7 separate regions of the Homo sapiens genome follow, and all the other regions are linked to region 1. The links are chromatin loops, found by intact Hi-C in ENCODE. Cell type or tissue: mammary epithelial cell. All regions are shown on one strand. Region 1 holds the start of LOC124900622 (a long non-coding RNA gene). Region 2 overlaps MUC17 (mucin 17, cell surface associated). Region 3 overlaps MUC17 (mucin 17, cell surface associated). Region 4 holds the start of MUC12-AS1 (MUC12 antisense RNA 1). Region 5 holds the start of ACHE (acetylcholinesterase (Yt blood group)). Region 6 has its middle 7.9 kb from the start of TRIM56. Region 7 overlaps SERPINE1 (serpin family E member 1).

Evidence for each region. A loop is a pair of places that touch in the nucleus more often than their neighbours do. Peaks named below come from ENCODE experiments on the same cell type or tissue, not always from the same donor. Only the 100,000 strongest peaks of a DNase experiment are listed, where the experiment ranks them.
Region 2: it touches region 1 in a loop (5-fold over the local background); 4 of 110 quality-filtered maps call a loop at or near these places.
Region 3: it touches region 1 in a loop (12-fold over the local background); 60 of 110 quality-filtered maps call a loop at or near these places.
Region 4: it touches region 1 in a loop (3-fold over the local background); 5 of 110 quality-filtered maps call a loop at or near these places.
Region 5: it touches region 1 in a loop (7-fold over the local background); 17 of 110 quality-filtered maps call a loop at or near these places.
Region 6: a loop joins it to region 1, with 6 times the contacts of the local background. A loop is called at or near these places in 14 of 110 quality-filtered maps.
Region 7: a loop joins it to region 1, with 5 times the contacts of the local background. A loop is called at or near these places in 3 of 110 quality-filtered maps.

Annotation. Positions count from the first base shown.
Region 1 is chr7:100,964,214-100,968,213 of GRCh38, reverse strand. MUC3A (mucin 3A, cell surface associated) reads right to left here. Exons shown (of 12, transcript NM_005960.2): 6 at 3,371-3,519; 7 at 2,867-2,932; 8 at 2,348-2,510; 9 at 1,655-1,828; 10 at 1,471-1,562; 11 at 1,263-1,315; 12 at 1-1,093. The coding sequence ends at 1,052. LOC124900622 (a long non-coding RNA gene) reads left to right here and starts at 3,407. Exons shown (of 3, transcript XR_007060456.1): 1 at 3,407-3,494; 2 at 3,948-4,000. RefSeq lists silencers at 1,630-1,839, 1,860-1,999. In mammary epithelial cell, a CTCF peak has its summit at 1,785 (motif pointing left); DNase peaks (open chromatin) are centred at 1,783 and 2,103; H3K4me3 peaks cover 621 bases; H3K27me3 peaks cover 1,409 bases.
Region 2 is chr7:101,029,657-101,033,656 of GRCh38, reverse strand. It overlaps MUC17 (mucin 17, cell surface associated), which reads right to left. Exons shown (of 13, transcript NM_001040105.2): 2 at 2,436-2,537; 3 at 1-2,056. Among named protein-coding and RNA genes, the nearest start is that of MUC17, 12 kb to the right of the region's middle. In mammary epithelial cell, a CTCF peak has its summit at 2,377; no DNase peak of the experiment used is centred here.
Region 3 is chr7:101,057,863-101,061,862 of GRCh38, reverse strand. It overlaps MUC17 (mucin 17, cell surface associated), which reads right to left. Exons shown (of 13, transcript NM_001040105.2): 13 at 3,004-3,860. The coding sequence ends at 3,819. It also overlaps the pseudogene RN7SKP54. Among named protein-coding and RNA genes, the nearest start is that of TRIM56, 26 kb to the left of the region's middle. In mammary epithelial cell, a CTCF peak has its summit at 2,350 (motif pointing right); no DNase peak of the experiment used is centred here.
Region 4 is chr7:101,015,888-101,019,887 of GRCh38, reverse strand. MUC12 (mucin 12, cell surface associated) reads right to left here. Exons shown (of 12, transcript NM_001164462.2): 11 at 2,225-2,313; 12 at 952-1,293. The coding sequence ends at 1,252. MUC12-AS1 (MUC12 antisense RNA 1) reads left to right here and starts at 2,280. Exons shown (of 3, transcript NR_120520.1): 1 at 2,280-2,473. RefSeq lists enhancers at 907-1,056, 2,247-2,396, 2,467-2,516, 3,949-4,000 and a silencer at 1,106-1,400. In mammary epithelial cell, no CTCF peak of the experiment used is centred here; DNase peaks (open chromatin) are centred at 2,247 and 2,697; H3K4me3 peaks cover 345 bases; H3K27ac peaks cover 1,124 bases.
Region 5 is chr7:100,895,739-100,899,738 of GRCh38, reverse strand. ACHE (acetylcholinesterase (Yt blood group)) reads left to right here and starts at 3,851. Exons shown (of 5, transcript NM_000665.5): 1 at 3,851-3,937. RefSeq lists silencers at 2,498-2,577, 3,800-3,949 and an enhancer at 3,414-4,000. In mammary epithelial cell, a CTCF peak has its summit at 2,436 (motif pointing left); no DNase peak of the experiment used is centred here; H3K4me3 peaks cover 114 bases; H3K27me3 peaks cover 1,122 bases.
Region 6 is chr7:101,075,629-101,079,628 of GRCh38, reverse strand. No RefSeq gene overlaps it. Among named protein-coding and RNA genes, the nearest start is that of TRIM56, 7.9 kb to the left of the region's middle. In mammary epithelial cell, a CTCF peak has its summit at 1,864 (motif pointing right); a DNase peak (open chromatin) is centred at 1,898.
Region 7 is chr7:101,136,118-101,140,117 of GRCh38, reverse strand. SERPINE1 (serpin family E member 1) reads right to left here. Exons shown (of 9, transcript NM_000602.5): 8 at 3,034-3,117; 9 at 871-2,713. The coding sequence ends at 2,676. Among named protein-coding and RNA genes, the nearest start is that of SERPINE1, 11 kb to the right of the region's middle. RefSeq lists an enhancer at 1,231-2,006. In mammary epithelial cell, a CTCF peak has its summit at 1,707 (motif pointing right); a DNase peak (open chromatin) is centred at 1,457; H3K27ac peaks cover 2,542 bases.

The sequences.
Region 1 (4,000 bases):
GACACCAGGAAGAGAAGGGGGAGGAGGGGAATCGGAGGGGATGGGTTTAAAAGGCAGAGGGGAGGCAAGAAGGGAGGGGGATCGAAGGAAATGAGGAGGAGGGAGACTGAGGGGGCTGCCTTTCCTTGGGGACTGGGGAACTCATGCCCTGCCCCCACCCGCAGGGCTCCAGGGGTGAGAGAAAGGGGTGGAGAATAAAGAATTGGGCAGCAGGGTGATGGGGGGAACAGCAGCTGGGGTATTTAGGTCAGGGGGAGTCGGGGGCAGAACCGATGAATGGACGGGCTCAGAAGGGAGAAGATACAAGGAATGAGAGCAAGAGAAACGGGGAACTGGGCAACGGGGTGACGGGGAGAACAGCACCTGGGTATCCTAAGACACAGAGGCTATCTATACCTTGCTAGGGACCAGGATGTGAGGAGAGGAGGGAGGATTTAGGGCTGGGGGACTGGGGTGCAGGATGGATGAAGGAACGGGGTCAAAAGGGGAGGACGTCTAAGGAATGAGAGCAAGAGATGCAGCAGGGAGTTAGATCAGGAGAGGGCAGGAGATGGGATGGGGCTGCAGGCTGCCTCCAGGTTCAAAGTAAGAAACAGGCAGTAGGGAATTGAGAGAAAATAAGAACCAGGGCCAGAGACCAGGTGAAGGACGTGAGGATTGGAGGATCCGAGAGAGGCAATGGCAACACGAGGGCTGAGACGGGAGGGCAGAGTAGGACCGAGAATTGACCAAGTCTATGTGGTTTTCACAACAACGGCGTGAGCTATCATACAGGAATGCTGTACCCGTTTTGCAGGTGAGGAAACTGAGGCTCGTTACTGACTTGCCCAAGATTCCACAGTGGAAGAGCCTGGACGTGAACTGCGTCTCCAGGTGGGTTTCAGCCAAGTTGGAAGGAGAAGGATGGGATTTGGGGGAACAGTCTCATCTTGCCCAAGAACAGCAGGAGCCTGGGCTGCCCGCGTCCTGGGGCCACCTCTTGAAATGGACGCAATGCAGACCCTTGTGTCCGGGGCAGGGCGGAGGGGGTGGTGAAGGGGCCCCGCAGGGCTCACACTGAGGACGAGGTCATCTCGGGTCTCTTGATGTGCACCTGTCAGAGTCACAGTGAGGGACGGGAACGCGGAGCCACTGGTTTGGGCTGACAGGGAGGTCACTGCTGATCCGAGCCCAGCCCCCTCCCTGCCCTGGTGGGGGTCGGGGAGGGATTCTGGAATGGAGGCTGGGAGAGTTCCTTGGGGTCCCCCTCTTTAGCCCCTCACCTTCATAGTGGTGTCCACGTTCTCCAAGGCCACATAGAAATTTGTATCCTTGTCTAGAGAGAGAGAGGAGCGGAGAAAGAGAAGGGGAGAGGGAGGGGACGGAAGGGAGAGGGGGACGGAGTAAATGCGAGGAAGGCAGGGAGGGCGTCTGTCCTCGCAGTGGTGCCCAGGAAAGCCTCTGCCTGCTTCCCCAGGAGGCAGGACTCACCTGTTCCGTCGTCCTCGAAACCCCAGTTTGAAAAAGTGCCCACGACTTCCTCATCCCAGGTCTCGAACCATTTCCTGTCCTGGTCCCAGGACCTAGGTGGGGCCGCCGCGCGGTCAGACAGAGCCGGCCCGCCTGGGACCCCTTGGCTGCCCTCGCCCCCCGGCCCCGCCCCCCGCACGCTCACCGGCCTCGGCGCTGGCCGCCCCACCATCCGGAGCGCACCGCCCGGACGCCCAGCGCCAGCAGCAGCAGCACCAGCAGCGCGGCGCCGGCCGTCAGGCCCCCGACCAGCGCCCTCCAGTGGACGGCCACCTCGCAGCGCGGGCCAGAGAACCAGTGCGTGTCGGTGGAGTAGCAGCTGCGGGAGATCGCAGGGTCAGACCCTCTTCACCTCCGGGCTCGGGGTCCACCCGTGCACCTGGGCCCCGCGGGGGCGGGTGAGGGGGCGGGGCTCCAGCCTAGGGCAGCGGGGGGTTCCACCCTAGACAAGGGGCTGGGAATCCACCCTAGAACGAGGGGCCGGGGCTCTACCCTAGGTGAGGGGGCGGGATTCCACCTTAGATCAAGTGGGCAGGGCTCCACCCTAGAAGGAGGGGGCGGGGTTCAACCCTAGAACGAGGAGGCGGGGCCCCACCCTAGAATGAGTGGGCGGGGTTCTCTCCCAGAATTAGGGGACAGGACTCAACCCCATCAAAGGAGCAGAGCTCCAGGGCAGGGCTCCACTGTAGGGCAACGGGGATGGGCTTGGAGCGGCACTCTGGGGACGAGGCTCCACTGTAGGCCCAGGGCGCGGAGCCGGGGCGGAGCATGGGGCAGGGCTTCATCCTAGAATGAGTGGGAGGGGCTCGGCTGATGCCGATGGTGAGCGGGGCCTTACCGACACGTGGGACCGCTCGTCTCCAGAACGCACTGGCCCTGGTGACAGTCGATGGCGTTGTCCACCCCCGACGTGCATTTGGTGACACAGCGGAGCCGGGTGGCCTCCACCAAGGGGAAGTAGAACTCTTCATAGCCCGTGGGAGCGGCGCGGCGGCAGATGGCTGGGGGTTGGGGAGGGGGATGCACAGAGACAAGGACCTCATCCATTCTATTCAGGGGCCTGATAACGGTGCCTCTGAATATGCGCGAGGAGGATTCCATTTCCGAGGTGGGATGCTGTGGGGTAGACCCTGGGATTCGATGAGGGGAGGCCACCCGCAGCACCCTCACCCTCTCCTCGTGGCCCCTGCTGTCCTCAGGTGGAAGCCACTAACCAGCGCCAGGAAGGGCCGCCCTGGGCCACATGACTTGCCTCCCCCAAAGGTCTCTCCCTGCCCACAGGCTTCAATGGGCAAATGTCCCTGGTAGCCCGGATCATAGCCGCGGGAGACCACTCAGCCCTTTACCCCACCCTTACCTGCCGGGGTCAGCTCTGTCTTGCTGTTGTTGTTCACCTTGATGGAGTCAGGCTTAAAACACAGGGCTGCGGAAACACAGGCACAGATGGAATGGGCGGGGCAGATCAAGGGGTTAAGGTCAAGGGGTTAGCGCCAGGAGGCAGGATAGGCACAGGGAGGGCAGTGAGGGCTCTCTCCGTCTGGGAGAGCCCTCTCCCAGACGGAGAGAGCCACAGGCGAAGACTCCTGTTGCCTGCCTCATCTCCCCTGAATAATCCGAGGTCTTCAGCCATCCGGGAAATGCTGACCATGACAATCAGGGGGTCTCTTTCCCAGTACCGAGGTCACGGGGAGACCCTCCCTAGCCCCACCCTTGACACCGTTGTGTGTGGACTTATTCCCCTTCTCCCAACCTGCCAGAGGTACCACAGGGCTGGCACCTGAGCCCAGTGGCCCCCTGGCTGAGCTGGAGTGGGCTGGGGTGACACCTCAGGCCCTGGCCCCTCCCTCCAGCCTGGGCTCACTCTGGGAGTCCTGGCAGCTGTTCACATCCTGGCTGGCGTTCTGCAGCCCCTCCTTCAGCGTGGTCTTCACCTGCTCATACTCGCTCTCCAGCTGGGGGCTGAAGGGCATCTCCAGCAGGACCAGGTAGTCCACCACGATGCTGCCATTCCTGAGGGGTCCACAGCCTTAGAGAGTGCCCCAGCCAGGAACATATGGGTCCTTGGAGGGGCACCTCCAGAAGCAACCCAAAGTGCACCAGAAGGGGGAAGGGAGCAGAGGTCATGAGTTGGGATGCCACGTGCATCCTTTTCAGAAGGGGCTGCCAGCATTCCTGACTTGGTCTGCCTGGGAAGGCAGGACAAGGAATGACTGACATGATTGACTTCCTCTCTCTGTGTGTTTTATAGAGACAAAGTCTTGCTGTCACCCAGGCTGGAGTGCAGTGGTATCATTGTAGCTCACTGCAGCCTCCAACTCCTGGGCTAAAGTGATCCTTTCTCCTCAGCCTCCCAAGTATCAGGGACTACAGGTGTGCACTACCATGCCTGGCTAATCATTTTATTATTATTATTATTATTACTATTTTTACTGTTGTAGGGATGGGTTCTCACTATGTTGCCCAGGCTGGTCTTGAACTGCTTTCAGGTGAT
Region 2 (4,000 bases), 65 kb before region 1:
GTGCTTCCTTCACTAGGAGTTGAGGTTGGCATACTGGCACCATCAGCAGTTGTAGGAGAGGAACTGGCTTCAGTTGAAGTGGTCACAGGTGTGCTGGTGTCAACAGGAGTTGTTGAAAGGGTGCTAGCCTCAGAACTGGCCACCAGTGTGGTGTTGACAGGCATACTTGTTAATGGAGTGCTTCCTTCAGTATAAGTTGAGGTTGGCATGCTGGTACCTTCCGCAGTTGTAGAAGATGAAGTGGCTTCAGTTGAAGTGGTCACAGGAGTGTTGGAGTCAACAGGAGTTGTTGAAAGGGTGCTAGCCTCAGAACTGGCCACCAGTGTGGTGCTGACAGACATACTTGTTATTGTAGTGCCTCTTTCACTGTAAGTTGAGGTTGGCATGCTGGTACCTTCAGCAGTTGTAGAAGATGAACTAGCTTCACTAGAAGTGGTCACAAAAGTGTTGGAGTCAGCAGGAGTTGTTGAAGTGGTGCTAGCCTCAGAACTGACCACCAGCCTGGTGCTGACAGGCATGTTTGTTAATGGAGTGCTTCCTTCACTAGGAGTTGAGGTTGGTATGCTGGTACCTTCAGGAGTTGTAGAAGATGAACTGGCTTCACTAGAAGTGGTCACAGGTGTGCTGGTGTCAACAGGAGTTGTTGAAAGGGTGCTAGCCTCAGAACTGGCCACCGGCATGGTGCTGACAGACATACTTGTTAATGGAGTGCTTCCTTCACTAGGAGTTGAGGTTGGCATGCTGTTAACTTCAGCAGTTGGAGGAGATGAACTGGCTTCAGTAGAAGTGGTCACCTGAGTTTTGGAGTCAACAGGAGTTGTTGAAAGGTTGCTAGCCTCAGAACTGGCCACTGGAGTGGTGCTGACAGGCATACTTGTTAATGGAGTGCTTCCTTCACTAGGAGTTGAGGTTGCAATGCTGGTATCTTCAGCAGTTGTGGGAGATGAGCTGGCTTCACTAGCAGTGGTCACAAAAGTTTTGGAGTCAACAGGAATTGTTGAAGTGGTGCTAGCCTCAGAACTGGCCACCAATATGGTGCTGACAGGCATATTTGTTAATGGAGTGCTTCCTTCACTAAGAGTTGAGGTTAGCATGCTGGTAGCTTCAGCAGTTGTAGGAAGTGAACTGGGTTCAGTAGAAGTGGTCACAAGTGTGCTGGTGTCAACAGGAGTTATTGAAAGTGTGCTCATTTCAGAAGTGGCAACCGGCATGGTGCTGGCAGGCGTACTTGTTAATGGAGTGCTTCCTTCAGTATAAGTTGAGGTTGGTATGCTGGTGCCTTCAGCCGTTGTAGGAGATGAACTGGCTTCAGTAGAAGTGATCACAGGAATGTTGGTGGCAGCAGGAGTTGTTGAAAGGGTGCTAGCCTCAGAACTGACCACCAGCATCACGCTGAGAGGCATTCTTGTTAATGGAGTGCTTCCTCCACTAGGAGCTGAGTTTGACAGGCTGGGACCTTCAGCAGTTGTAGGAGATGAACTGGCTTGAGCAGAAATGGTCACAGGTGTGCTGATTTCAACAGGAGTTGTCAAAAGGGTGATAGCCTCTGAACTGGCCACCTTCATGGTGCTGGCAGGCATACTTGTTAATGGAGTGCTTCCTTCACTGTTAGTTGATTTGGGTATGGTGGTGCTTTCAGGAGTAGTAGGAGATGAACTTGCCTGAGTAGAAGTGGTCAGAGGTGTGCTCATATCAACCTTATATGTTAAAGATGTGTAGGCCTCAAAACTGGGAAGAGGTGCAGTGCTGACAAAAGCCATTGTTGATGAAATGCTTTCTTCACTTGGTGTTGACATGGGCACGTCGGTGCCTTCAGGAGTTGTAGGAGATGAAGTGTCTTCAGTAGAACTGGGGAAAAGTGTGGTGCTGTCACTGGTAGATTCTGAAGTTGTTCTGGATTCTGTTGGTGTCATCCTGGTACTGGAGACACCAGGAGTGTCTGAAGTCACACTGGACTCAATCGAGGTCATCTCAGGGTTGGTGCTGCAACTCAAATACATTCTTGGCTCCACGACATTTGTAGATGTTGTACCTGTGGCGGTGTTTGCCGCAGAACCTGTTTAAGATACAATGATATTTTGTTTAGAAGTTTCTTAGGGTTCTGTATGTCAGGAGTGATTGTTGTAGTTGGGCTTTTTACTGAAAATGTGTTCAGATAAGGGATGTCATCCGTTTTCAGGAAGAAGTGGAATTAGTTTCTCCAGTGTGTTAGTCTCTCCTGCCTTCCCTTCTATGCAGTTAGGAATTGAACTCGACCCCTTTCCTCCACAGTCCCTGCCTGGGTGATTCCACATCTGCCTTGTAATTCCTGGCCCCAGATCTCAAGCCGTCACACACTGTAAAATATGGCAGCTTCACCAGCCTGGCAGGGGTCGCTCTAGCCCTTTCGCAGGTGAGCCACCTTCCCAGATAGATCTTGGAGTCTGTTGCCTTACCTGTCCTAACGTGCTGAGACAGCTGCTGGCACTGACGGTTCAAGACGTCCCCTTGGGAGATGCACCCTCCTCCATCCCACACAGCCCTGTTCACACTGAGGTCTGAAAGAGACAAAGGGGAGTTAGTATCCCAGAGCCATGATCTTCCTTCATTCTCTTGAAGACTCTGAGTCTCTACTCCCTGCCCTGGAAAGTCCCTGGCCCCTGAACCAGCCTGCTGATTTTAGTTAGAAATCAGCCATCAGGACCCTGCCCCAGAAAGTAAAGCAAGAAGATGGTACAGGGGATTTGCTCCCCAGCCTGGAGGAGGTCCAGCAATGTCAAATTGTGCAGGTGGCATGTGCCCGTAGTTCCAGCACTTTGGAGGCTGGGGGGAGAGGATCGCTTGAGCCCAGGAGGTCAAGGCTACAGTGAGCTATGATTGCACTACTGCACTCCAGCCTAGGTGACAGAGTGAGACCCTGTCTCTACAAAATTTTATAAAAATTAGCTGGGGATGGTGGCACATGCCTGTAGTCCCAGCTACCCAGGAGGCTGAGGCAGGAGGATCACTTGAGCCCAGGAGATCATGTTCATAATGAGCTATGATGGCACCACTGCACTCTAGCCTGGGTGACAGAGTGAGACCTTGTCTCTAAAATGAATAAATAAATATTTTTTAAAAGATAGAATATGACCTATTAGAATAACATGCCAACTGACTGGGCGTGGTGGCTCATGCCTGTAATCCCAGCACTTTGGGAAGCTGAGGCAGGTGGATCACGAGGTCAGGAGTTCGAGACCAGCCTGGCCAACATGGCAAAACCCTGTCTCTACTAAAAATACAAAAATTAGCTGGGCATGGTGGCATGTGCACCTGTAGTCCCAACTACTTGGGAGCCAGAGGCAGGAGAATTGCTTGAATCTGGGAGTCAGAGGTTGCAGTGAGCCAAGATCACACCACTGTACTCCAGCCTGGGTGACAGGGCAAGACTCAAAAAAAAAAAAAAAAGCCAACATTGTAATTGCTATTTGAAATATATAAGTGAGTGGTTGATTTAGATTTGTGATTTTCCATTAGAACATTGCTAAGATTGTAAACTGTTAAAACATTTAAGAGAACTTAAGGTTCAACACACGTAAACATTTAATTAGACCCGTAGAACAATCTATGTGTGGGAAAGTTTTAAAAATATATACATTTAATTTGTTAGATTTATGGAATTTCTTAAGTACTTGGGAAGTTTAATTTATTAATCAGACAACTGAAGTCCTTCAATAGAAAATACAATGTACAGTCACATATTCTTAGCTAGAAAATTTACTAAAAAAAAACCTAAAAGAGGTCGGGCACGGTGGTTCACGCCTGTAATCTCAGCATTTTGGGAGGCCGAGCCAGGCGTATTACCTGAGGTCAGGAGTTCAAGACCAGCCTGGCCAACATGGTGAAACCCTGTCTCTACTAAAAATACAAAAATTAGCCGGGTGCGGCGGCGTGCACCTATAATCCCAGCTACTCGGGAGGCTGAGGCAGGAGGATTGCTTGAGCCTGGGAGACAGAGGTTGCAGTGAGCTGAGATCGTGCC
Region 3 (4,000 bases), 94 kb before region 1:
GCCACCACACCTGGCTAATTTTCCTATTTTTAGTAGAGACGGGAATTCACCATGTTGGCCAGGCTGGTCTCAAACTCCTGACCTCAGGTGATCCACCGGCCTCAGCCTCCCAAAGTGCTGAGATTACAGATGTGAGTCACCACGCCCAGCTACTCAGTTTTGTTGTTGTTGTTGTGTTTTTTTTGTTTGTTTGTTTTTTGTTTTTTGTTTTTACAGCTGAGGGAGCAGAGGTTCAGAGAGAAGAAGTTACTTTCCCAAGCTCACGCAGGTAGTAAATGGCTCACCAAGAGTGGACCTGGGCAGCCTATGGGTCTGGGTGCTCTGTCCTGCCTCTCCGTTTCACAGATAGGATGAGAGAGTGGGAAGGTGCTGAGATTTCAGTTCCAGATGGGATGTGGGGTCTGTAGCCCTGTTAAGTCCCCGCTCCCATGGCCACAGATGCCTATGGGAGGCAGGAGGCAGGTCTGAAAGTGAAGATGTATGAATTCAGCTCAGTTTTGGGAACTGAGGATTGTTCATTACTGGGTATGTACTCCAAGGAAAAATAAACTATTCTACCCCCAACACACCTGCACCTGTACGTTTATTGCAGCACTATTCACAGTAACAAAGACATGGAATCAACCTAGGTGCCCATCAATGGTGGATTGGGTAAAGAAAATGTGGTACATGTACACCATGGAATACTATGCAGCCATAAATAAAACAATGAAATCGTCCTTTGCAGCAACGTGGATGCAACTAGAGGCCATTATCCTAAATGAATTAACACAAAGACAGAGAACCAAATACCGCATGTTCTTGCTTATAAGTGAGTGCTAAACATTGAGTGTACATGGACGCAAATATGGGAACAGCTGACACTGGGGACCCCAAAATCAGAGAAGGAGGGAGGGGGTCAAGGGTCGGAAAAATACCTATTGGGGCCGGGTGTGGTGGCTCATGCCTGTAATCTCAGCATTTTGGGACGCCAAGGCAGGCAGATCACTTGAGGTCAGGCATTCCAGACCAGCCTGGCTAACATGGCAAAACTCCGTCTCTACTAAAAATATAAAAATTAACCAGGCAAGGTGGTGCACGCCTGTAATCCCAGCTACTCGGGAGGCTGAGGCAGGAGAACCACTTGAACCCGGGAGGCAGAGGTTGCAGTGAGCTGAGATTGTGCCACTGCGCTCCAGCCTGGGTGACCGCGAGTCTCGGTCTCAAAAAAAAAAAAAAAAAAAGAAGAAAAGAAAAAAAGAGAAAAACTACCTATTGGGTACTATGCTCACTACCTGTGTGACAGATTTATTCATACTCTAAGCCTCAGCACCACACAATATACCTTTGAAACAAACCTGCACATGTACCCCTTGAGTCTAAAATTAAAAAAAAAAAGGTCAGGTTCGTGGTAATTTTTTATTTGTAACTTTTCTAATTTTTAATTTCCAATTTTGCTTAATTCGAAAAAATACATACCACTTTAGAGCAAATAGGACACAACGTTAACAACTGATAACTCCAGGTGAAGGTTATATGGGGTTCACTGTTATATATACATATATATGTGTAATTTTTTTTTTTTTTTAAGACAGACTCTCTCTGTCACCCAGGCTGGAATGCAGTGGTACGATCTCCGCTCACTGCAACCTCCGCCTCCCAGGTTCAAGCCATTCTCCTGCCTCAGCCTCCTAAGTAAGTGGGATTACAGGCATGCGCCACCATTCCCGGCTAGTTTTTGTATTTTTAATAGAGTCAGGGTTTTACCATGTTGGCCAGGCTGGTCTTGAACTCCTGACCTCAGGTGATCCGCCTGCCTCGGCCTCCCAAAGTGCTGGGATTACAGGCGTGAGCCACCACGCCCAGGTAGGGTTCACTTTTTTAACTTTATTGTTTTAACTTCCCTGTAGATTTGCAAATTTTCAAAATTAAAAAAAAAAAAAAAGGCCGGGCATAGTGGCTCATGCCTGGAATCCCAGCATTTTGGGAGACAGAAGTGGTTGGATCGTTTGAGCCTAGGAATTCAAGACCAGCCTGGACAATACAGCGAAACCCCGTCTCTACGAAAAAATTAAAAATTAGCCGGGCGTGGTGGCCGGCATCTGTGGTCTCAGTTACTTGGGAGGCTGAGGCTGGAGGAATTCTTGAGCCCAGGAGCTCAAGGTTGCAGTGAGCAGTGATCACACCACTGTGCTTTGGCCTTTGCGAAAGAGTGAGACTTTGTTTCAAAAAAAGGAAAAGAAAAGAAACAGAATTTTGATGGCAAATATGGAAATGATCAAGTGTAACGGAATATTTTTGTCACAGGAGAGGCCAGAAGGGGACCGCTGAGAAACGGCATGGTGCCTGCAGGTGCTCAGAGTGTCCAGTAGGGGGAAGCAGAGTCCAGGTTCTGTCTCAGGTTAGGCTTTGAAGCGGGTGGCGGGTGGGACAGACTTTCAAGAATACAATGAATCCTGAGCGGCATGGCTGGAATAACAATAATTATTAAAAAGCGTCCTAGGAATATTAAGAAGGACAGCGATGAAAGAGGCTTTAGAAATAACCTAGTCCTTATTCGGCAGAAGGCAAGACTGAGTCCAAATAGATTTTTCCCAGATTTAACCCAAGGAATTCACGAGAAAGCTTGAAATAGAACCCAGGTCTCTATCTCTTTAGATGTATGGAAAGAAATAAAAGCCCGTTTTCAGAAGGAGAGCTTGCAAAATTTGGTTTTCTTTGGTAGGAAGTGAGTCTCTCTCTCTCTCTCTCTCTCTCTCTCTCTCTCTCTCTCTCTCCCCCCCCCCCCTCTGTGTGTATGTGTATATGTGTGTGTGTGTCTGTCTGTCTGTCTGCCTTGCCTCTTGGACACCAGCAAATGGTGTCAGTGGAGTTCAAGGAATGGTCCTCTTTCCACTGCAAATCTCTCTCTTGTTGTCTTGAACCCCAAAAGCATCCGATTTTATGTTCTGGAGGAGAGAGAGAGAGTCTGGGAGGTTAGAAACAGGAGCTATGGGAAACAGGAGGAAAGATCTGGGAACCATGAAAATTGTAATAAAATTGCTTTATTATTTTTAGTTACTACAAATATATATTATAATATTTACTAAGGAAAAAATCAGAACTCATAACAATAAGAACTTAAAAAATACCCACAATCTTATATACCAAAAGGTAAATGCTCTATATTTAAATACAGGTGTTTTTCATGAAGATGGTATGCAATAATTCTTATGAGAGCATTTTGTGATATGTAAAGTGCATGCAGTCCAGTGTCCAAGGGGTCATGGTTGTAAACAGCGGGTCGAGGGCGCTGTCCATGGTACTGAACCCGGGCAGATGAGGGGAGGAACATCTCTGAGCTTGTTTGGAAGTGCTAGCAGGGAAGTCCAGATAGATACTTGTATGCCTTTGACTGAAGCGTGGTCCTCCTCTATCAGAGAAGGTCGTCCTCTCGTCCTCTTCAACTGAGCATGCAGCTTTAGGAGGGACACATATGGGGCAGTGAGGGAGGACGGGGACACCCGCCTGCTCAGCCAGATCAACCAAATCAATCCTGGCGATCAATGGGGTGAAAGATGTTGCAGTCAGAGTACCCTCAAATCTGGAGCGTCTTTGAAAAATGAGCAGGAAAGCCTAGCCTGATATCATGACAAGCCCATTGGAGCGTCCACGGGTTTCTATTTGAGAATCTCCCAGCACTGCTGTCTCTCCTCTTTCTCCTTGGTAAGTACAGGGCTTGTTTCCTGTACTTACAATGGGAACATTGAGTTCCCATGGAAGGCTCTCAATGGGAAAATGCTCCACCAAGCTTAGCCGGACTGGGATCTCCTCACTCCCAGACTTCTCAGCTCCATGCCTTAAAATGATGTCGTCATTACCTGAGGCCTCTGAATTCGGATCTGAAAAGAGAGATAAAACCAAGTGAGGGCTCAGCCCATGAGGAATTTGGGATTCTGGAAGCATAAGGAGGATTGGGATAGGAAGTGTTCTGTTTAATTATTTTTATTTTTTATTATTTTTTTGAGACAGGGTCTTACTC
Region 4 (4,000 bases), 52 kb before region 1:
AGGGTTATCAGCTTTATCACCCCAACAGAGGGGCAGCCCAGAGGGCCTGTAGGAGCCAGGGGGGAACTGATGAGATCCCCCGACCGAGGGTGGTGGGAGATGGGCAAGAGGGACTGGGCCTGAGCTGGGAAAGGAGGAGGGTACCACCTGCATTTGACCCTAACCCCTAGCAGGGACACCCCCTTTGTCTCTTTTCTAACCCTTCTTATTGGCCGGGTATGGTGGCTCACACCTGTAATCCCAGCACTTTGGGAGGCTGACGCGGGAAGATCACTTGAGATGAGGAGTTTGAGACCAACCTGGCCAACATGATGAAACACCATCTCTACTAAAAATACAAAAATCAGCCAGACTTGGTGGCGGGCGCCTGTAATCCCAGCTACTCAGGAGGCTGAGGCAGGAGAATCGCTTGAACCTGGGAGGCGGAGGTTGCAGAGAGCCAAGATCGTGCCTCCGTACTCCAGCCTGGGCAACAGAGCAAGACTCTGTCTCGGCAAAAATAAATAAATAAAATAACCCTTCTTATTGTCCTATGAGTATGCCCTGAAGACATGGCCATGCCTGGGCAGGGAGTTCTTGGGTTTGGTCTGTGGGTTCCGAGGTAAGCACAGCTCCCATGGCCATCTGGAGTGACCCTGCCTTGTGCAAGCTCAGCAGAGCCAAGTGCTCACTCCCTGGCCAACTGGGGTTGAATCTGAGGTCCTCTCCTGTCCCCAGAACCTGACATTAGGCTTTTCTGCCACAGGGACCTCAGCAGAGGCAGGCCTAGACCTGTCCTGACTGGAGCCGGGGAGGGGGCTCCCTGCAAAGACACAGGAAGGGGCCCAGAGCATTCGTTCCATGCCCCATTCAGCAGCCAGTCCTGGGAGAAATCCCATCCCAGGAGGGCTCTGACCCCTAACCTGACCCCAACTGCAGAAGGAGGAGAAGGAAACCTCTCACTTCTCATTCTGAGCTTTCAGATTTGCTTTTATTGGTAGGGAAATTCCAGAGTGGGGAGCCACCCAGGAGGAGACAGGGGTGCCGAGGCTTCTGGGAGTCTGGAAGCTCCCGGATGGAGAGGCTTACAGCCCCCAGCCTTCCCCAGCAGGAGCACAGGCAGGGGACTGGCCAAGTCTGTCAGCTCAGAGCAGGACCGGCTTCAGGGCCTGACTTCGGTCTCCTCTTGACCCGCCCCGGAGGCTTGTGGTGGGCTCTGTGTTTGCAGCTCTCCTGAACAGAGCTAGATGAGGGTGGGAGGCCCCCGTTGGCTCACACAGTGGATGCTACCATCTCCGGCCTCTGGATGTGGAGCTGGGGGACGGGAGAGAAGAGGTGAGGCCAAGGGGCAGACCCGGGAAAGGGGGAGCCCCAGGAGGAAGAGGGAGCCCTGGCGGGGAGGAGGGAACCCCAGGGGGAGGGAGGGAGTCCCAGGGGGAGGGAGGGAGTCCTAGGGAGAGGAGGGAGTGGCGGGGGAGGGGGGAGTCCCAGGGGAAGGGGTGGCCCCAGGGTGAGGAGGGAGTCCTGGGGGAGGAGGGAGTCCCAGGAGAAGGGAGGGAGTCCTAGGGGGAGAAGGGAGTCCCAGGGGTAGGGAGAGTGTCCCAGGGAGAGGGAGGGAGTCCTAAGGAGAGGAGGGAGTCCTGGGGGAGGAGGGAGTCCCGGGGGAAGGGAGGGAGTCCCGGGGGAAGGGAAGGGGTCCCAGGGGGAGGGAGGGAGTCCCAGGGGGAAGGGAAGGGGTCCCAGGGGGAGGGGAGGGAGTCCCAGGGGGAAGGGGAAGGGGTCCCAGGGGGAGGGAGGGAATCCAGGGGGGAAGGGAGGGGTCCCAGGGGGAGGGAGGGAGTCCCAGGGGGAAGGGAAGGGGTCCCAGGGGGAGGGAGGGAGTCCCAGGGGGAAGGGAAGGGGTCCCAGGGGGAGGGAGGGAGTCCCAGGGGGAAGGGAAGGGGTCCCAGGGGGAGGGAGGGAATCCCAGGGGGAAGGGAAGGGGTCCCAGGGGGAGGGAGGGAGTCCCAGGGGGAAGGGAAGGGGTCCCAGGGGGAGGGAGGGAGTCCCAGGGGGAAAGGAAGGGGTCCCAGGGGGAGGAAGGGAGTCCCAGGGGGAAGGGAAAGGGAAGGGGTCCCAGGGGGAAGGGAGGGAGTCCCAGGGGGAGAAGGGAGTCCCAGGGGGAGAAGGGAGTCCCGGGGGAAGAGGGAACCCCAGAGGAAGTGGAGCAGCCTCAGGGGGTGGGGGCAGCTCGCAGCTGAGTCACCTCTGTGCCAGAGTCAACAGTCTCCAGGGTGGGCCGGAAGTTGTTGTAGGCGTTCTCAAGGCCGAATCTGCTCTCCCTCAGATTCTGGTCTGTAGGGAGAGGCCGTGATGAGTGATGGGAGCCTTGGTAGGGGGAGGACTAGGGGGCAGAGGGGATTTCCTCTGGCAAAAGGAAGAGTCAGCCCGGCATCTGCCCTACGCCCTTTCCCACTGCCGACCACCCCTCCGACCCTGCATCACTGGGCTGCGGGTAAGTGCAGAGCCTGCCTGGGGAGCCGCCCGCTGGACCCCGGAACAGGAGGGAGCGGAGCAGAAGCCCCCCACATGCACGGGGTGGAAGCGGGGGCCACGGAGGAGCGTGCGTTCAGCCCTGGACTCAGGGGTGAGGTCAGAGTGGAGCGGGAGACAGGGCTGGCTCTGGGTCAGCAGGGCCGCCCTCCTTCATAGCAACGGTAACCATAGCAGGCAAAAAAGCTGCGTCTGGAATCTTCTTCCAGCATCCTCCCGGAGCACAGCGATCACTTACTTCCTGGTCCCGCAGAACCACTCACTCTCTGGACTCCGGGGCTCTCCCTGCACCTCTGACCCCTCTTTTCCTGCGTCCTCCTAGATCGGGGTCCTCATGCCCTACCTGTCCTTCTACGGGGGCTCCTGGGGGGGGGTTCTCCTTTCACCCTCCTCACTTCTCACTCTGCATTCTCCCCGATGAATGGACAAACCTCTATTCCAGTACGTGGTTCAGGCTGCAGACCCCTCCCGGAGATTCAGACAGGCACGAGCCTTGCAGCCTCCTCCTCAGCACCCACCAGCCCCCCAACTCAGTGTGCTCCACCGGCTGCTTCTCCCCCATCCTTCGGGGCCCAAGGGTCAGCTCGGACAATCCCGGAAATCCTCCCTCACTCCCTCTCCCTCTCCCACCCACTCAGCCTCATCTCCACCAGGCTGCGTCTCCTCTCCCTCCCCCCACCCCCTCAGCCTCACTTCCTCCACCTGGTCTCCCTGCTTTAGTGCTCCCTGAATGGCCTTTTGAGTAAAAAAAATTCAAAATGTGACCGGGCATGGTGGTTCACGCCTGTAATCCCAGCACTTTGGGAGGCCAAGGCGGGCGGATCACCTAAGGTCTGGAGTTCGAGACCAGCCTGGCCAACATGATGAAACCCTGTCTCTACAGTCTCTACTAAAAATACAAAAATTAGCCACGCGTGGTGGCATGCCTGTAATCACAGCTACTAGGGAGGCTGAGGGCAGGAGAATCGCTTGAACCTGGGAGACAGAAGTTGCAGTGAGCCAAGATTGTGCCACTGTACTCCAGCCTGGGTGACAGAGTGAGACTCTGTCTCACAAAAAAAGGTGGGCGGCCAAAGCCCCTCAACCCCCCACCCCATTCCCAAAGCCCTGCCAACCTCACGTCCCTCACTCTTTCTTTGTGAGATTGACCTGCCTTCCCTTCCCCGCCAAAAGCAAGCTCCTTCCCAACTGCAGGCGTTTCTCATGCAGTGCCCCCTGCCTGGGGTGCCCTTTCCCTTGTCCTCACTGGGATAAGGCCTCCCTGCTTACTGGGCTCCCACTGTGTTGAAGGAGGAAGCACACCTGCTTACTCACCTATTCAAGAGTCAGTCTCACCTGGGGGCTAATCTGACCCCCTATCCCCACCCAGGCTGGGTCAGGTCCACCCCTCTGCTCCCTCTGCCCTGGGAATGGCCCTATCACCCCGCTTAGCTGAGTGTGCACTGGATGCCCTCACTGAGTTGGTCTCTGGGGGCAAGATCTGGTTCTC
Region 5 (4,000 bases), 68 kb after region 1:
TCCAGCCTGGGGCGACAGAGTGAGACTCTGTCAAATAAATAAATAAATAGGAGATACTGTTCTTCAGCCCCTCCTCCTTCCTGCTGGCTGGAATGTAGATGTGATGGCTGATGTTCCAGCAGCCATTCTATGCCATGCGGTAGAAGTCACATGCTGAAGATGGTGCAGTAACAAGATACTGTGCAAGGAGCAACAGGGTTCCGTGTAAAGAAGCCTGGACCCTGACATTGAGGGCACCATGCCAACCCTGCAAGACTCATTTCTAGGTCTCTTTTTTTTTTTTTTTAAGACAGAGTCTCCCTCTGTCACCCAAGCTGGAGTGCAGTGGCGAGATCTTGGCCCACTGCAATCTCCGCCTCCCAGGTTCAAGCAATTCTTGTGCCTCAGCCTCCCAAGTAGCTAGGAGTACACGCACGCACCACCATACCAAGCTAATTTTTGTATTTTTAGTACAGACAAGGTTTTACCATGTTGCCCAGGCTGGTCTCAAACTCCTGGCCTCAAGTGATCCTCCTGCCTCAGCCTCCCAAGTAGCTAGAACTATAAGTATGCACCACCACACCCAGCTAATTATTTTTATTTTTTGTAGAGACAGGGTCTCACCACATTGGCCATGCTGGCCTCATACTCCTGGCCTCAAGTGATCCTCTCTCCTTGTCCTCCCAAAGTTCTGGGACGACAGTCACTGCACCTGGCCCAAGAAATACATTTCTATTATTTTTTTTTTTTTTTGAGACAGAGTTTCGCTCTTGTTGCCCAGGCTGGAGTACAATGGCATGATTTCCGCTCACTGCACCCTCCACCTCCTGGGTTCAAGCGATTCTCCTGCCTCAGCCTCCTGAGTAGCTGGGATTACAAGCATGGGCCACCATGCCCAGCTAATTTTTTTGTATTTTTAGTAGAGACAGGGTTTCTCCATGTTGGTCAGGCTGGTCTTGAACTCCCAACCTCAGGTGATCTGCCTGCCTCAGCCTCCCAAAATACTGGGATTACAACAGGCATGAGCCACCATGCCCGGCCTCTATTATATCTTGTTAAAGCCATTATTTGGTTTTTGGTCTCATACAGCTGAATTGAATATTAACCAATAAATAGAGGAAATAAGAATCTTTTGTGTTAGAAGATGTGGATCAAGGTCTGTAATAGAAGTGGGGTTCCCTGCCAGGCATGGCAGCTCATGCCTGTAATCCCAACACTTTGGGAGGCTGAGGCAGGAGGATCACCTGAGGTCAGGAGTTCGAGACCAGCCTGGCCAACATGGTGAAACCCCACCTCTGCTAAATATACAAAAATTAGCCAGGTGTGGTGGCAGGCGCCTCTAGTCCCAGCTACTCAGGAGGCTGGGAAAGGAGAATCCTTGAGCCCAGGAGGCAGAGGTTGCAGCGAGCTGAGATGGCATCATCTCTACACTCTAGCCTGGGCGACAGAGCGAGACTCTGTCTAAAAAAAAAAAATGGCGCTTCCTTCCAAGGTGGGAGACAGAGATAAAAGAGGGGTAGGGAAATTCTCTGAATTGGCAGAACTGGTAGTAGAAGCAAGGCTCATTCCTGGATAAACAGAAATGGTGAGAGAAGAAATGGGAAAAATCAAGGACATCCCTGCAGTGACAGCTGTGGAGGGTGGGGAGTTTACTATGCTAGACTATGTAGGGAAACGCCTCCTGGCTTGACAGGTTAGGTGCCTGTGTTGACAACGGTTGCTGAGAGCTCAAGGTGAAAAGAGGGATAGTTCCAGGAAATGATAACCCTGGTGATAAACTATCCCTGCCCTCCCTATCTTCATTGTACAGGCCTAGAAACTCGTGACGACAGAGGTTAGGTGACACCTGCGTGGCACAGTTCGTCTGGAGGGTGACAGGGGCAAGCCTTCATCACTAGCAGGGCCAAAAATCCCTAAAGCCTCAGGACTGGGGCAGGCCTCAGAGCACTCGTTCACAGTTTGTTTCCATCATTTTATTTTTTTGCGGAGAAGGGAGTCTCGCTATGTTGCCCAGGCTAGTCTCCAACTCCTGGACTGAAGCGATCCTCCTGTCTCGGCCTCCCAGAGTGCTGGGATTACAGGCACCGCACTAGGGGCCACACGCGGCCCCATCATTTTAATAATTCATAATTACCACGCTTAGAAACCTGCCTCAGATTCATTCCCCCCGCAGCAACACCCACCATCCACCCTCCTGTCCCCTCCCCCATGCACAGCCCTTACATCTGCTCTTCAGGGATCTCAACTAGGGCACATGGTCTGGCCAGTGAGGAGCCTTCAACTAGTGCGGCCAGAACGCTGAAGGCCGGATACAAGGAGCCTCGGTGTCCAGGCAGGGGATTTGGGGTTGCCTGAGATTGGGGCGGGGAAAGCCGGAGACAGTGGGCACAGATGGCGAGGGGTTCACCTCCCCAACACCCCCAACCCAGCCCAGTCTCCGAGGCCCGAGTGGCTGCTTTTTGCGCCACCTGGCGGCCGTCTCCAGCGAGCGGAGCGCGGGTGACCGTGCCTGCGGGACCCGGTTCCCGTGGGGCGAGCGGGCGTGGGGCCCGCCCAGCTTGGAGAGCCGGGAACCGCGCGGCCCAGGGACTGGCAAGACTCCGGATTCAACCCCTGCGAGGCCCCGCAACCCGGTGCCCGCGGTCCCTGGCGGCGGCGCCCGCGTGCCCGAGGCGCTGCGGGGCGCTGCGGGGCGCGCGGCGGTTAGAGCGAGCGTGTGCGCACGCGCCCACCCCACGCCGCGCCCCGCACCGCCGCGCGCGCGCACGCACGCCCGACGCTGGCCTGCGCCGGCCGCTCTCCCACGCGGGGTCTCGGGGGCTCCTGAGCCGGCCGCCTCCAGGAAGCAGGCGCCGCGCGGTATTGCCGCATGCACCTCGGTCGTGGGGACCCCGCTGCAGCAGCCCTGTCCACACGGGTGAACTCCTGGAGGGCGGGGCGGGGGGCAATCTGCGCGGGTCAGGCCCCTCGGAGCAGGCTGGGGGCGCCCGAGCCAGGCCGCTCCCACCTGCCAGCCGCGTGGCCAATGAATGCTAGGCCTGGTGATGTCATGCCCCGACCGGACCCTGGTGACGAAAGTCCGAAGTCACCCGTCAGGGAACCAGCACAGACCCACCCGCGGGGGTTCCAGAAGTTTCCACTGCCGCCGCGGAGTGCGGCCTCGCCCAGCAGCCTTGCGCGTGCTACCACGCTGTCCTGCCTTCTCAGGTGTCCCAAGTCACCCCTTCCTCCCCCAGGGGTCTCCTGTCTCCATGCCCTCCCACCTCATTTCCACTAGCGATCCCATTTTACATCTCCATTCCCACAGGTGTCCTTTCATCCCCAGGAGTGTCCCACGTCACCTTTTCTGCACCCGTGCCACCTGGACCCCTAAGGGGACGGTACTCTGCCACACTCCCACATGCCTCTCCTCCCATGCCACCCGTCTGTGTCGTGGCCGGGGATGCATGACCCCTTGGCCTTGCGCTAACTTCACCAGCCTCGAGCGAGACCGACAGGGTGTCCAAGTGTGTCCGTCCGTCTGTGAAAGTCGTCCCTGCGTTTGTCTGTGCCTGTCACTGCATGAGGTCGTCCGTCTGCGCGTGTCTGTCTCCACGGGCTTCTGTCCGTCTGTCTGTCACGTGGGTGTCTACTCCGCCGCTGCAGGTCTTTGGGTCGCGTCTGTCACTGCGCTCTGTCGTCGGTCGGCGTCTGGCACTGGAGTGCGTCTGGGCCCCGGGGTCTCCGGGTCTCGGCTCCAAGGGAGGGAGAGAGAGGGGAGGTGGCCACCCGGGAGAGCGGGGAGGGGCGGGGGCGGAGACAGTGGGCGGGGGCGGGCGGGGGCGCTGTGAGGCCCGGAGGGGGTGTGTGCGGGGGGCCGGAGGCGGCGGCTGTCAGAGTCGGCTCAGCCTGCGCCGGGGAACATCGGCCGCCTCCAGCTCCCGGCGCGGCCCGGCCCGGCCCGGCTCGGCCGCCTCAGGTGAGTCTCCCTCCCCGCCCGGGACTCTCCTTAAGGCCCGGGTCCGGGGCACCGTGCGCTCCC
Region 6 (4,000 bases), 110 kb before region 1:
TACAGGTATGTGCCACCATGCCCAGCTGATTTTGTATTTTTAGTAGAGACGGGGTTTCTCCATGTTGGTCAGGCTGGTCTCGAACTCCCGATCTCAGGTGACCCGCCCGCCTCGACCTTCCAAAGTGCTGGGATTACAGGCATGAGCCACTGCGCCCGGCTTTTTTTTTTTTCCTGCTTTCTGGATGACTTCCTTAATTAAAACCTTCCAACCCTTCTATTGTGTCTTTCAAATCTGCCATCACGGTTTTTTGTTTGTTTGAGAGGGTCTCGCTCTGTCGCCTAGGCTGGAATGCAGTGGCTCAATCTTAGCTCACTGCAACCTCTGCGTCCTGGGTTCAAGAGATTCTTCGGCCCCAGCCTCCCGAGTAGCTGGGAATACAGGCGCGTGCCACCACGCCTGGCCAATTTTTGTATTTTTAGTAGAGATGGGGTTTCACCATATTGGCCAGGCTGGTCTTGATTTCCTGACCTCATGATCCGCCCACCTCGGCCTCCCAAAGTGCTGAGATTACAGGTGTGAGCCACTGCACCTGGCCTGAAGCCATAGTAATTGGAAGGTTTTAATTAAGGAAATCATCCAGAAAGCAGGAAAAAAAAAAAAAGAAAGAAAGAAATAGGAGTACAGTGGCACGATCTAGGCTCACTGGAACCTCCACCTCCCGGGTTCAAGAGATTCTCCTTCCTCAGCCTCTTGAGTAGCTGGGACTACGGGCGCCCACCTGGCTAATTTTTGTATTTTTAGTGGAGATGGAGTTTCACCATGTTGGCCAGGCTGGTCTTGAACTCCTGACCTCAGCCTTGGCCTCCCAAAGTTCAGGGATTACAGGCGTGAGCCACTGCACCCAGCCAAAAAAATAAAAAATATTTTTTAAAAATTGCATAGAACTATGCAGACACACACACACACATACATGCACACACACACATGAGTGCATGTAAAAACTACTGCAATCTGAGTAAGATCTGTAGTCTAGTTAATGGTATTGGACCAATGTCAATTTCTTTATTTTTATAATGTACTGTATCAGGATTGTGTTGGCAATTACTCGACTATGTACACTTGTCAAAACTCATTGAACTATATACTTAAATGGATGGTTTTTAGTTTATATAAATTATAGCCCAATGAAGCAAATTTTAAAATATAAAATATTAGGCCAGGCGTGGTGGCTCATGCCTGTAATCCAGCACTTTGAGAGGCCAAGGCAGGTGGATTACTTGAGGTCAGGAGTTTGAGACCAGCCTGGCCAAGATGGTGAAACACTGTCTCTACAAAAATACAAAAATTAGTCAGGCCTGGTGGCGGGCGCCTGTAATCCAGCTGCTTGGAAGGCTGAGGCAGGAAAATCGCTTGAACCTGGGAGGTGGAGGTTGCAGTGAGCTGAGATCGTGCCACTGCACTCCATCCTGGGCGACAGAGTGAGATTCTACATCAAAAAAAAAAAAAAAAGAAAAAAAGAAAAGAAAAGAAAAGAAAAAGAAAAAAGAAGAAAAAAGAAAAAAAAAGAAAAGAAGAAAAAAAAGTAAAATTGTAATCCTAGGCCCATCCCTCTTCTCCCAGTGCCAAGGCTTCAGGATCAGATGTGTAGTGATAGCGAAACATGTGTGGCAGCCCAGGTAGCCTCTTTTTACCTTTTATCCTATAAACCTCTCTGACTTTTGAAGCTGTGATCACTTCCTTCTCAAAACTCACGCCTCTCTAGGTCGACGCCCCCTCTTCCCCCTCCTCCTCTGCCCCCTCCCCTCTGCCCTGCTGGCTTCTCTTCCTCTGCCTGTTCCCCAATTGCTAGGCATACCTGTGCTCCCAGTGCCCGCAGCACCATCCACTCTGAACCATCTTTGCCATCCAGGCCCACTAGAGGGAGCTCTGTCCCCTGCTAACGCTGCCTGCTGGCTCCGGGCGATAGTCAATTACCCAGTCACCCATAAAAACCACCTTTCCTTCATCCAGTAAACCATAATGTTGCCACGGCAACTACTGCCTTCCTTGTCTTTTCCTCCTTAGCCAATTCTGTGGACTAATTCTAGAATGACTGTTCTTGCGTGGTCACTCTCCCCATCAGTGTCCATAGCAGCTCTTATAAGACCCCATGACAATACCATGTCCCTGCATGTTCAGCTGTGCCAGGCAGCTGGAGAAGGGCAGGGACGGTGCATAGACCAGTGGGCAGAGCCTGGGGAGGTCCCTGTCAGCCTGTGGTTGCTCCTGCCAATCATCATAGGCCCTATGTGTCCCTTCTAGGCTGCCAGACCCAGGGGCCCATCCTCAGTTCCTGTTTGTTCTGTTTTGTGAGACGGAGTCTTGCTCTGTCGCCCAGGCTGGAGTGCAGTGGCGTGATCTCGGCTCACTGCAACTTCCACCTCCTGGGTTCATGCATCTCCTGCCTCAGCCTCCTGAGTAGCTGGGATTACAGGCGCCCGCCACCACACTTGGCTAATTGTTGTATTTTTTAGCAGAGATGGGGTTTCACCATGTTGGCCAGGCTGGTCTTGAACTCCTGACCTCAGGTGATCCGCCCATCTCAGCCTCCCAAAGTGCTGGGATTACAGGCATGAGCCACAGTGCCTGGCCTCCAGTTCCTGTTTATACCAGGAAAACTCCCTCAAAGATTCCATTTTCTCCTTTTACTACTCCTTCCACCAGGGTCTCAGATATAACATCTAAAGAAGCACCAAAAATGTTACTAATCAGCATACATTTTTTGTGGATATGTTAATAATTAATATTTCAATGCAATACTTAAAAAATAAAATTACAAGACATCCATAATAAACATAATATCACAATTTTAAGTAAAGACAGAGTCAGTGTTACTGAGATTTCCTTTTGCCACTAGATCCTTTTAGCATATTTTCCATCTTTTGTTCTTGTTTTTGTTTTTGTTTTTAGAGACAGGGTCTTGCTCTGTCACCCAGGCTGCAGTGCAGTGCTGTGACCATAGCTCACTGCAGGCTTGAACTCCCAGGCTCAAGCGATTTTCTCACTTCAGCCTCCCGAGTAGCTGGGATTACAGGCACATGCTGCCACAGCTAGCTAATTTTTTGTATTTTTAGTAAAGACAGGGTTTCACCGTGTTCCCCAGGCTGATCTCAAACTCCTGAGCTCAGGCAATCCACTCGCCTCAGCCTCCCAAAGTCCAAAGTGCTGGGATTACAGGAGTGAGCCACTGCACCCGGCTATTTTATCTTTTGTAGAGATGGGGGGGGGTCTCACTGTGTTGCCCAGGCTGGTCTCAAACTCCTGGCCTCAAGTGATCCTCCCGCCTTGGCCTCTCAAAGTGCTGGGGTCACAGTAGAGACACAGTGCCTAGCCTATTTCCCATCTTAAAAACACAAGAGGCCGGGTGCAGTGGCTCACGCCTGTAATCCCAGCACTCTGGGAGGCCGAGGTGAGGGGATCACAAGGTCAGGAGTTCGAGACCAGCCTGGCCAAAATGGTGAAACCCCATCTCTACTAAAAATACAAAAATTAGCTGGGCGTGGTGGCCGGCACCTGTAATCCCAGCTACTCAGGAGGCTGAGGCAGGAGAATCGCTTGAGCCCGGGAGATAGAGATTGCAGTGAGCCGAGATCGCTCCACTGCACTCCAGCCTGGGCGACAGAGTGAGACTCCATCTCAAAAATAAATAAAAATTAAAAAAACAACAACAACAACACAAGAAAGCCAGTTCCCTGCTTGACCTTGCATGCCCCTACCAGTGAACAATGTCTGCCTTTGTTCTCCTTTTTCTCTGGGACCCACTCCAGACAGGCTCTTGTTTTCAACACTCCAGGGAAGCTGTTCTGGACAAGGTCATCAATCACCTCCCCATTGTCTGTGCTCCTCTTACTCAACTGTAGTATTTGACAGAGGAAGTCGCTTCCTCCTTGAAACTCTCTTCTCTTGGTATCTTGGCCTCTCATCTCCGTTGGTTCTCTTCCTACCCCCTGGCTATTCCTTCTCTGGGTTCTTCTACCATCCTGACCCTAAACATCAGCATGCGTTTAGACCTCCTCTC
Region 7 (4,000 bases), 170 kb before region 1:
AGTCTCACTATGTTGTCCAGGCTGGTCTGAAACTCCTGGCCTCAAGCAATCTTCCTGCCCCGGCCTCCCAAAGTGCTGAGATTACAGGCGTGGGCCACTGCGCCGGACCTGAGAGTGATATTGGCTGGATCCATGGGAAGTCCTAGGTGGAGGAACTGGAACTTGAGCTGGGTTTGAAGAATGGGGAGTGGGAGTAGAGGGGTGGGAAGCATTTGGTGCTGGAAGGAAGTGTCATGAACAGAGTTGGGAACCCACAGTGACAGTGACTTACGAGCAGGCCCATCTGCATAAGTGGAAAGTTTATGGCAGGGGAACATTTTTTTCCTTTTTGAGGATGATTCCCAGGGGCAGAATCAACTTATCCTTGGGGCTTGTGGCAGAGCTGAGGTGACCATTTCATGGACTCCCCCATGTTGGGCCAACCTGGATGTAGGAAGGTCTCTTCCACCCATGAGGTCTATGGACCAACAGGATTTTGATTCTGGGTTTGTTGTTGTCTTTGTAGTTGTTGTTTTTTGAGAGGGAGTCTCGCTCTGCCACCCAGCCTGGAGTTCAGTGATGCAATCTCAGCTCACTGCAACCTCTGCCTCCTGGCTTCAAGTGATTCTCCTGCCTCAGCCTCCCGAGTAGCTGGGATTACAGGCGCCAGCCACCACGCCCGGCTAATTTTTGTATTTTTAGTAGAGACGGGGTTTCACCATGTTGTCCAGGCTGGTCTCAAACTCCTGACCTTAGGTGATCCACCCACCTCGGCTTCCCAAAGTGCTGGGATTACAGGCATGAACCACCACACCTGGCCTAGGCTTCTGATTTCTTGTACCACCGGTGTGAAATGGAGAAGGTGAAGGCAGTGACTGTCCTGACATATTCTTCGTATTTATTTATTTTATTATTTTTTTGAAACATTTTTACATGTTTATTTATCAAAAGTGAAAAAGCATACAATTCAACACAATTTCAATAGCATTTGACACCACCCCTGTGGATCCTGTACATGGCTGACGTCACCGTCCAGTGCAAAATCAAAAAAGAAAGAAAGAAAAACCCCAAAGAAAGAGGATTTTTCAGTGGAGAACATGGTGGGCTGATTAGGCTTCTATTAGATTACATTCATTTCACATCTGTGTGCAATTCTCCCATAAATTGGTCTTTAAAATATATATATATATTTAAAGATATTAGAAATATATATTTAAGTATATTTAAAATATATATATTTTTAAAGAGACGGGGGTCTTGGTATGTTGCCCAGGCTGGTCTTGAACTCCTGGGCTCAAGCAATCCTCCCGCCTTGGCCTCCCAAAGTGCATTACATCCATCTTTGTGCCCTACCCTCTGGCTGGTAGGTTTTCAGAAATATTATCTAAGGTAGTTGAATCCGAGCTGCCTGTCTCTCTCACCCACCCCCCCCTCACGTGTCCACTGCTCACACACAGCAGCCGGAAATGACACATTGAAGTGAGTCACCAATGCGGCTGTGAGTCACCCTGTAATTGGGGAAAGTTCTGTCCTGGTAGGTCATGCAGCCCCTTGCATTTCTGCTCCTAAATCTATTGAACACATTGGAAACCACTCTGTCCTCATCTGAGTCTCTGTCCCCCCACTCCGTCCTTTTGATCCCCTGAAGGAGGATGAAATTGTATGGTCAATTTCCATCAAGGGGAAAAAGAGGGGCGCGGGGGGCGCGAGGGTCTCAGGCGGCCACAAGGTGGCAGTGTGGGCTCCGTCACGCTGGATGTCCGGAGGGGTGTGTGCCAGTCAAGTGGCTGGACTTCCTGAGATACGGTGACACAGACCACAAAGAAACACTAGGAGCGAGTTTAAATAATATTATTTTCCTTAGTAGTTCTCTTTCTCTCTAACAAGCACTCAAGGGCAAGGATATGATAAATATTTAGGTACACCCCTCCCCACCAAGAGATTGGGGGGTGAAGAGCTGGGCACGCATCTGACATTTCTTCCTCTATTCCTATAAAAATAAAAGGAAGCAGAAATCTGCTTCAATGAGTAAACAAGTCACCTACACTCCAAAATAACCCATGCACACTGTTTCTGGGGAGGGAGATGGCCAGGCCAGGAGAGTTGGGCCACATGATGGGGGACATTCACTCTGCCACCTGCAGCACCCCTGTACTGGGGAGGGGTGGCCAGTGCCACAGTGGACTCTGAGATGAAAGGGTGTTTCTTCCACTGGCCTTTGGCCTGTCACCAGCCTCCTCCGCGGTGGCAGGCAGTACAAGAGTGATGGCAATGTGACTGGAACAGAAATAGTTTCTACCAGGCACACAAAAGCTCCTGTAAGCCCCGTAGTTCCATCCTGCAAAGGGCCTCAGTGGGAACCAGGTCTGCAGACCCGAGTGGGCAGAGAGACGGGTGGAAGCAGGTGCCCCAGATGGTCCCGCAGGCGTCACCGTCTGGTTTGGAGACCTTAAGGGAGTTGTGCTTCAAACTTCTCTCCCAGGGTCTCAGGTGGAGACTAGGGAGTTTGACCTAAAGGTCCTCCAAGGAGAGGCCAAGGTCTTGGAGACAGATCTGGTTTACCATCTTTTAACAAAAGGCAAATGTCTTCTCTTCCTTCAGAAAGAGTCATTAACACTAAAATTCTTTTCTTCGGAGTTTCTTCTTTCCCGATGCATCTCCAGTTTTGTCCCAGATGAAGGCGTCTTTCCCCAGGGTCAGGGTTCCATCACTTGGCCCATGAAAAGGACTGTTCCTGAGGGTGGAAGAACCATGGGGGTTGAGAAGCAGAAGGAGTGGGACAGCTCATCAGGCTGGATGTGGGTGGAAGGACTGAGATCTAGGCAGATGAGTGAGCTGTCTGGAGTCGCAGCTGCCTGAGTCACAGAGCGGGGACCCGGCACTGTCTGTGGGTGATAGAAGGTAGCCTCCTCTTGGGACAGGAAGCAGGGTAGGGTTATGGGTTCCCTGCCCAGAGCCCTCTCAGGGATAGAGGGATGTCTGCATCTGTCGGGACTAGTTCCTGAGAGAAAGAATGGGTGGGAGGATGTGGAACGTGATGGGTTCCAGGCTCACCTGTGGGGTTGTGCCGGACCACAAAGAGGAAGGGTCTGTCCATGATGATCTCCTCGGGGGCCATGCGGGCTGAGACTATGACAGCTGCAAGAGAAGGGACAATGTCTTAGAACAGAGGGATGCTGGCACTGGCACCACCCCCACCCCCGCCGTTTTTCTTAGAGACAGGGTCTCCCTCTGTCGCCCAGGTGGGAGTGCAGTGGCACCTTCATGGCTCACTGCAGCCTTGAACTCATGGGCTCAAGTGATCCTCCCACCTCAGTCTCCCAAGTAACTGGGGCTACAGGTGCATGCCACCATGCCTGGCTAATTTTTTTCTAATTTTTGTAGAGACACAGTCTCATTATATTGCCCAGGCTGGTCTCAAATTCCTGGGCTCAAGCGATCCTCCTGCCTCGGCCTCCCAAAGTGCTGGGATTACAGGTGTGAGCCACTAAGCCCAGCTGGAAGTTGTTTGTTTTCCTGAATATGAACCTTAAAAGTTTAGGGACATCCTCTGAGACCTGGTTTCCTCCAGGAGCTTGGTAGCAATGGATCAGCTCTTCCCTTACACACATTTATCTAAATCCTTTAAGGGCTTATTGATAAGCTCTTTCTTTTCTTTTCTTCTCTTTCTTTCTCTTTCTTTCTTTCTTTCTTTCTTTCTTTCTTTCTTTCTTTCTTTCTTTCTTTCTTTCTTTTCTCTCTCTCTCTCTTTCTTTCTTTCTTTTCTTCAGAGTCATGCTCTATTGCCCAGGCTGGAGTGCAGCAGCGTGATCTCGGCTCACTGCAACCTCTGCCTCCTGGATTCAAGTGATTCTCCTGCCTCAGCCTCCCAAGTAGCTGGGACTACAGGCACATGCCACCACGCCTGCCTAATTTTTGTATTTTTAGTAGAGATAGGGTTTTGCCATGTTGCCCAGGCTGGTCTCGAATTCCTGACCTCAAGTGATCCACCTGCCTTGGTCCCCCAAAGCGCTGGGATTAC